2 separate regions of the Mus musculus genome follow, and region 2 is linked to region 1. The links are chromatin contacts, found by Hi-C or POLR2A ChIA-PET in ENCODE. All regions are on one chromosome and are shown on one strand. The core of a region is the stretch at or near the end of the contact, and the rest is flanking DNA. Distances in the headings are between cores, read along the strand shown. Region 1 overlaps Gipc2 (GIPC PDZ domain containing family, member 2). Region 2 overlaps Nexn (nexilin).

Region 1 (3,027 bases), core at 250-2,749:
AGCCTACCCGAGAAGGAAGGATGCCATAAATGGTGTTGAGATGATGCCCAGAGGTTGGTCAGTGACTGAGCATCTTTCCAGAACAGTGAGGCTGCACCTACAAACTCAGCTCACAGCCCCGGCCTTGCCAGTTACTACATGTCCCTGGGGAAGAGAGGACTCTCAGCTGCTCAGAGCACAGTTTCAAAAACAGTGTCCGGTGAGAAAGAATAGGTCAGTCTGTCATCGGCACTGGCCAGCAGTGGGAGTGTTCCCAGCCCAGGGTCACATTCGTAAAGCAGGGAAGTCAGGCTTAGTTGTATGGTACCAGTAAGTGAACAAAACACACACATGAGTGCACATGCCACACTCAAGTTTGCCACGTCCCAACAGAGCTGGGAAACACACAGCACACACATGCCCACATCTCTCCACTTCATTCTGCCACAAACAGCACACAGCACACACACCAGCGCCACCGCAGTGTCCCCCTGCCATCTACCCAGCATTCTTTGTTTCTAAAACAAAATTTCCTACAGAGCAGACAGTGAACTGCTCAATCAACACACATGTGTTTTATTCTAGTATTACATACATGTGTCTAATCGAGTGTATATTAGCATATGCTTCAACCACTGTTGCTTAAAGGCTCGTGAACACAATCTACTCCTAGAAAATGAACCAGTTCCGCAGTCATTGAACAAATAGTAGGCACCTCATGTTTACAAAGCGAAGGACCCTAGTGCTGGAGTGTGTAGCTTCTAAAAGGCATGTCCAGCCCTCTGTGAAATCAGCCCACCTCTACAGAGGATATCTGTGAGAGGTGGCTTGTCAATTTGATACCATCTCAGTGAGAGACTGTGTAGAGCAGATTGGCCCCGTAGACATGTTAACTGACCTGAGAAGACCCAGCCAGAAAGCGTGCAGCACCAGTCCCTGAGCTCGAGTCCAGGGTTATGTAAGTGCGAGAACCTGAGCTGGGTGATAAGCATTTCCACATTGAGTGTAGATGAGAAATGAACTAATTTCCTGTCTCCATCACTGCCCTGCTATGATAGACTGTAGCCATGAACTGTGAGCTAAAATAAATGCATTCTCCACTTTCTGCCAGGATATTTTATCACAGCAACAGAAACGAAGCTAGGACAAGTCTCCGCAACACTCCTCTCCACAACAGCAGAGTCTAGAAGGGAAATTACGGGCTGGAGAGATGGCTCAGCGGTTAAGAGCACTGACCGCTCTTCCAGAGGTCCTGAGTTCAATTCCCAGCAACCACATGGAGGCTCACAGTCGTCTGTGACGCAGTTTGCCCATATACGCCCCACAGACCGCCGCCGCAGATCGGCACCTCCCCAACCAGAGCGGAGAGCTCACGCTGACCGTCTCTATCACAGTCCGTGCGGACACTTGGGCTCACTCTTGGTACCCTAGCTGCTTAGGGCCTGCGCCCATCACTGAGTGTCACGAAGAGTCACTGCCCCAAAATCTCCTTATTGGTAGCATTTGTTTTTATGACAGCCAGCTTCTTCTCAGAGAGTGTCACTTCCAAGCCCACCACTTGATGGCACTAAAGCAGAAGTTAAGCTCTGCTTTCTGACAGCCTCCAGACTGGCGTCACCCAGCCTGGCTTTTTCCAAGATTTGAGGAGGTTTCGGGGGCAGGTCAACTTGTTCCTACATGAAAACAGGCAGGATGATCCGGCTCTCATCGCGAGGCTGGTGTAGGAGAAGACAGGGTTAATGTTTGGGGAATGTTTAAAGATTCTGAACGTTGATAGTCTGGCCGAACTTGGAGTATAGCCTACCTCTGCATGTCTGGACAGGCAGACCCAGGCCCTAAATCCATCAGTGCACAGAAATGGGTAGACACAGGCTTCTCTGGGGATGAGTTAGGAGGGGACATGGTTCAGACTGTAGATCTGTAGCCAGCCTCAACCTGTAAGGCCACTACACTCACACATAAGGATTCTCCTCTCTCATTGGATAGCTGCCTGCCACCATCACTGAGAACATAGAACACCCCATCACTGCTGGCTGCCTCTGCAGTGAACCGAGTGTCACCGAGAGACAGCTGTGTTTCTCCCAAACCTTCTCATAGCTGTGATGTCTGTCACTCTAATTATGTGATTTAATTTTAAAGAACACGAGCTGATGACACGGGGAGCTATAATTACCCAAAAAATTAGGTTAAGTGCTTTGGAGCAACTTTGTAAGAGTTGAAGAAAAAAAAAAAAACGAAGGCAAGTGGGTGGCCCTAGGAGATTGGAAAAAGTATTACAGTCATGGTCATTTCACAAACCAGGCTCTTCTTTTTAATGAAAGAACTCACATGTGTTCCTTAACGTTGTGATTATATAAGAAAGAAGTCCAGTTAGGTGTGGTGGCAGTTACACTCAGGAGCCAGAGGCAGGAAGATCTGAGTTCAAGGCCAACCCTGGCTACATGAGACCTGAAGGAAGGAATGAAGCAAGCTGGGGAGGGAAGATTTCACACATTCTGGTTTGTGTGAAAAGAAAAGAAAAGGCCTTTTAGGAGCTAAAGGACAAAGATGCTTGCCACATGAGCCTAGTAACCTGAGTCCCATCCACAGGATCAAAATAAACACATCCTCTGCCCTCCATAAATGTGCCTTGCATACAACATACACACTAATAATGACTAATGATGAGTGAAAACAAATAATGATGATACTGATGATGAATAAAAGCCCTTTTAGGTCGAGAATTGTAAAATAATGTACTTTATTTATTTATTTATTTATTTATTTATTTATTTTTGGTTTTTCAAGACAGGGTTTCTCTGTATAGCCCTGGCTGTCCTGGAACTCACTTTGTAGACCAGGCTGGCCTCGAACTCAGAAATCCGCCTGCCTCTGCCTCCTAAGTGCTGGGATTAAAGGCGTGCGCCACCACGCCCAGCTATAATGTACATTTTTATGTCTCAAATTAAAGTGCAGCATTCATACAGACGTGAATTGCTTTAGTGACGATCAGCTGGCATTTTTAGCAAGCCTACAAACTCAATCTTAGCTGTCTGGTAGGAAGAAAAG
Region 2 (3,027 bases), core at 262-2,761, 150 kb after region 1:
ATCGGTGCCAAGGTTCAATGAAAACATAGTTACCATCTCTGCTATAGGGAAAATATTCTAATTTAGCTTCTGTGACATGTTTAACTACTACAAATTATCAGAATAATAACTTTATACATTCTTGGTAGAGTTTTAAAGTTCCACAGTAGTGCTTGGCAATGATTCTTTTGCTCTGAGTCTCAAGAGTCAGGAGTCTGCTCTCACCCAGGTTCTAGCACAGCCCTTCCTCTCTGTCTTTCTTTTCCCCCTAGGGTCTATTCCTGAGGGTACTGGTAGCATAGTGCCCCATGGGAAAGAGACCTGACACCAGATGGTCATCTTCTGGCCCTCACACACACACTAAAGCACACCCTACTCCCACTCACAGTGATCTCTAAAAGCAAGGTAAAACAGATAAACATGGATCCTGAAGAGCTGGTTCAGCACTCATACACTGTCTGTGGCTACAGAGGACCTGGGTTCACTTCCCAGCACCTGCCTGGCTGATTTCGGCCTATCTGTTAACTATAGTTCCAGAGGCTCCAACGCCCTTTTCTAATTTCTGCAAACACCAAGCATGCATGTGGTGCACAGACATGCATGTATAGGCCAAATGCATGTGGAATACAGACATGCATGTGTAGGCAAAATGCCTAGACATATAAAATAAATCTTCAAACTAATATATGTATCAATTCAGAAGTGTTCTCCGAGCATCTTTCTATAGTCTGTTAGGATATTTCCATGGTTCTATTATACAGTGACAAACAGGAGACGCTCTCACAGATCCGAAAGTCTAATAGGATACAGTATAGCTATAAAAAATATAAGGGTCTCATTAAAAGTATTTATTCACTTATTTGTGTATGAGTGTGGGCATAGGTTTGAAAACCTCTTTTATATCTGGCCTAACAAGAGAATACATTCTTATATCTGCTTCTACATTCAAAATACTACGACATGTCATCTTAATCGAAATTTATAGAGAAAACATGACCTCACACAGGTTGCATAACTGCATAAGGGTGATGGATGTCCTTAGCCATACGGAACAGGTCCTGAGACCACCTTTTGAGAGTCACTGAACTTAAAGAAAAAGAGCACGCTATCAAATCAAGTCAATTCCCATTCTAGAAAGTAAAGATTTAGGCTAAGATCTCATTATATTTAGAATGCTAAAGGAAAATTTGCTTAAACTCATTTTGTAACCCAGTAACTGAATACCAGATGACTTTCTATCTAGGAGCATAGAAGTCTTTTTTTTTTTTTTTTTTTTTTTTTTTGGGTTTTTTGGTTTTTCGAGACAGGGTTTCTCTGTATAGCCCTGGCTGTCCTGGAGCTCACTTTGTAGACCAGGCTGGCCTCGAACTCAGAAATCCGCCTGCCTCTGCCTCCCGAGTGCTGGGATTAAAGGCGTGCGCCACCACGCCCGGCTCATAGAAGTCTTTCTGACTCTACTGTTAAAGTGACTTTTGCACTCTGAACAGCCAGGTGCAATATCTATAGCTGCCATATGGGGGCAGCAGCAGCATAACAATGCCATCCTGTGAAGTTCTGAATGTAATCCCAGGCAAAGCCCTTGAACAGTCAAGGACAAGAGCTGCAGAAATGGCTCAGCTGCCCTTCCAGAGGACCCAGGTTCAGTTCCCCGCAAGCATGTGGCAGGTCCCAGGCATCTCTCACTTGCTGTGCTGGTACGGTTCTCGGACACAGCAAGAAAAGAAACCTTCAGAACAGAACTGGTCAGCACGCTAGGTTTAACACTTCTTATAGACCTTATTCTGCGTGTGTATATATTTGTAACTTTGAATTCAGTCTTGTGTGTGCCATGCACGTGTGTGTCAGAGGACAGGTCCTCGGGCAGTCCTCACCTCTACTTTGTTTAAGGTGGGTTTTCTGGCTGGCTGCTGCATGTGCCATATACTCCCTGGCCCATGAGCTTCAAGGATGGGCTTGCCTTGTCTGCTTCCCGTCTCCCTTTAGGAGTTTTGGGGGTACTGATGCCAAGATCTACCATAGCTTTATTTGGGCTCTGGAGATTTGAACACTGGCCTTCAGGCTTGCACACGCTTGCACATGCTTGCACACTAACTGAACAGTCTTTCCAGCTCTCAGCTCATTGTTTCCCAGGCTGTATGAACTCAGGGCTTCACATGTATGAACTCAACCACCAAGCTGCCCTCTTCCCCTCCCTGGAATAACTTGTCCTCAGACCTGTGGTTAGCCTCTCCTTTTCCCCTGTCTTCCTTCACATTTTACATATGCAACCAAAGCATTTCAGCAGCAAACAATGTGCAAAACAAATCTGAAATCAAATGGTGATCGTATTGTTACATAATCTCAGGAGAGCAAAACTGTCCAGACAGTGGCAGCCAGGCAGGTTCTCTTCACTGAATTCAAGTAAATTCTTTGTCTTAGGCCCCTACCTCCCTGGCTCCCTGCCTCCCCCCTCCCTCTGGTGCACAGATGCAGGGATGAGGGCTGGCCTCTGACTTCTCCTCCCACCCCACCCCACTTTTTTTCTTTTCTTTTTTTTTTTTAAGATTTATTTATTTATGTGAGTATACTGTAGCCTTCTTCAGAGACACCAGAAGAGAGCATCAGATCTCATTTCAGATGGTTGTGAGCCACCATGTGGTTGCTGGAAACTGAACTCAGGACCTCTAGAAGAGCAGTCAGTTCTCCTAACCGCTGAGCCATCTCTCCAGCCTCTTTCTATTTCTTTCCTTTTTTTTTTTTTTTTTAAGGTCTCACTTTGTAGCACTGGCTGGCTTAGAACTCTCTTTGTAGATTAGGCCTGTCCTGGTTTGTAATTTACAATCCTCTTGCTGCATCCTCCCCAATGTGAGATCACAGTGTCTACTGCCAGGAATGGCTTTGTTGGAACTTTTAAATGAAAAAGTTAAGTATGTAAATAAATGTTAAATAAGTGTTAAACGTTAAAACCTAAGTCTTTGAAAGAAACAATGAATTTGTTTTGAACTTCATAAAGTTTAAGGATAAATGTTTATCAATTTTCACTTGTATAAAAACATAGTCAGCTATAGC

The links. A loop is a pair of places that touch in the nucleus more often than their neighbours do. ChIA-PET counts read pairs that join two places held with the same protein, here RNA polymerase II (POLR2A).
Region 2: a map of T-helper 1 cell shows a loop between it and region 1 (2.7-fold over the local background). The contact joins two enhancer-like sites. A Hi-C loop is called at or near these places in 1 of 37 maps with a recorded cell type or tissue (T-helper 1 cell). POLR2A ChIA-PET finds 5 or more read pairs at or near these places in 2 of 5 experiments (Patski and embryonic stem cell).

What each region holds. Positions count from the first base shown.
Region 1 is chr3:152,109,697-152,112,723 of GRCm38, forward strand. All of the region lies in intron 3 of Gipc2 (GIPC PDZ domain containing family, member 2), which reads right to left. Among named protein-coding and RNA genes, the nearest start is that of Gm40179, 4.1 kb to the left of the region's middle. Within about 2 kb of position 1,500, at least 1 of the 3 ENCODE cell types and tissues checked has a DNase peak (open chromatin) inside an H3K27ac peak, as active enhancers do.
Region 2 is chr3:152,258,145-152,261,171 of GRCm38, forward strand. The region is part of intron 1 of Nexn (nexilin); the gene reads right to left. Among named protein-coding and RNA genes, the nearest start is that of Nexn, 6.1 kb to the right of the region's middle. Within about 2 kb of position 1,512, at least 1 of the 3 ENCODE cell types and tissues checked has a DNase peak (open chromatin) inside an H3K27ac peak, as active enhancers do.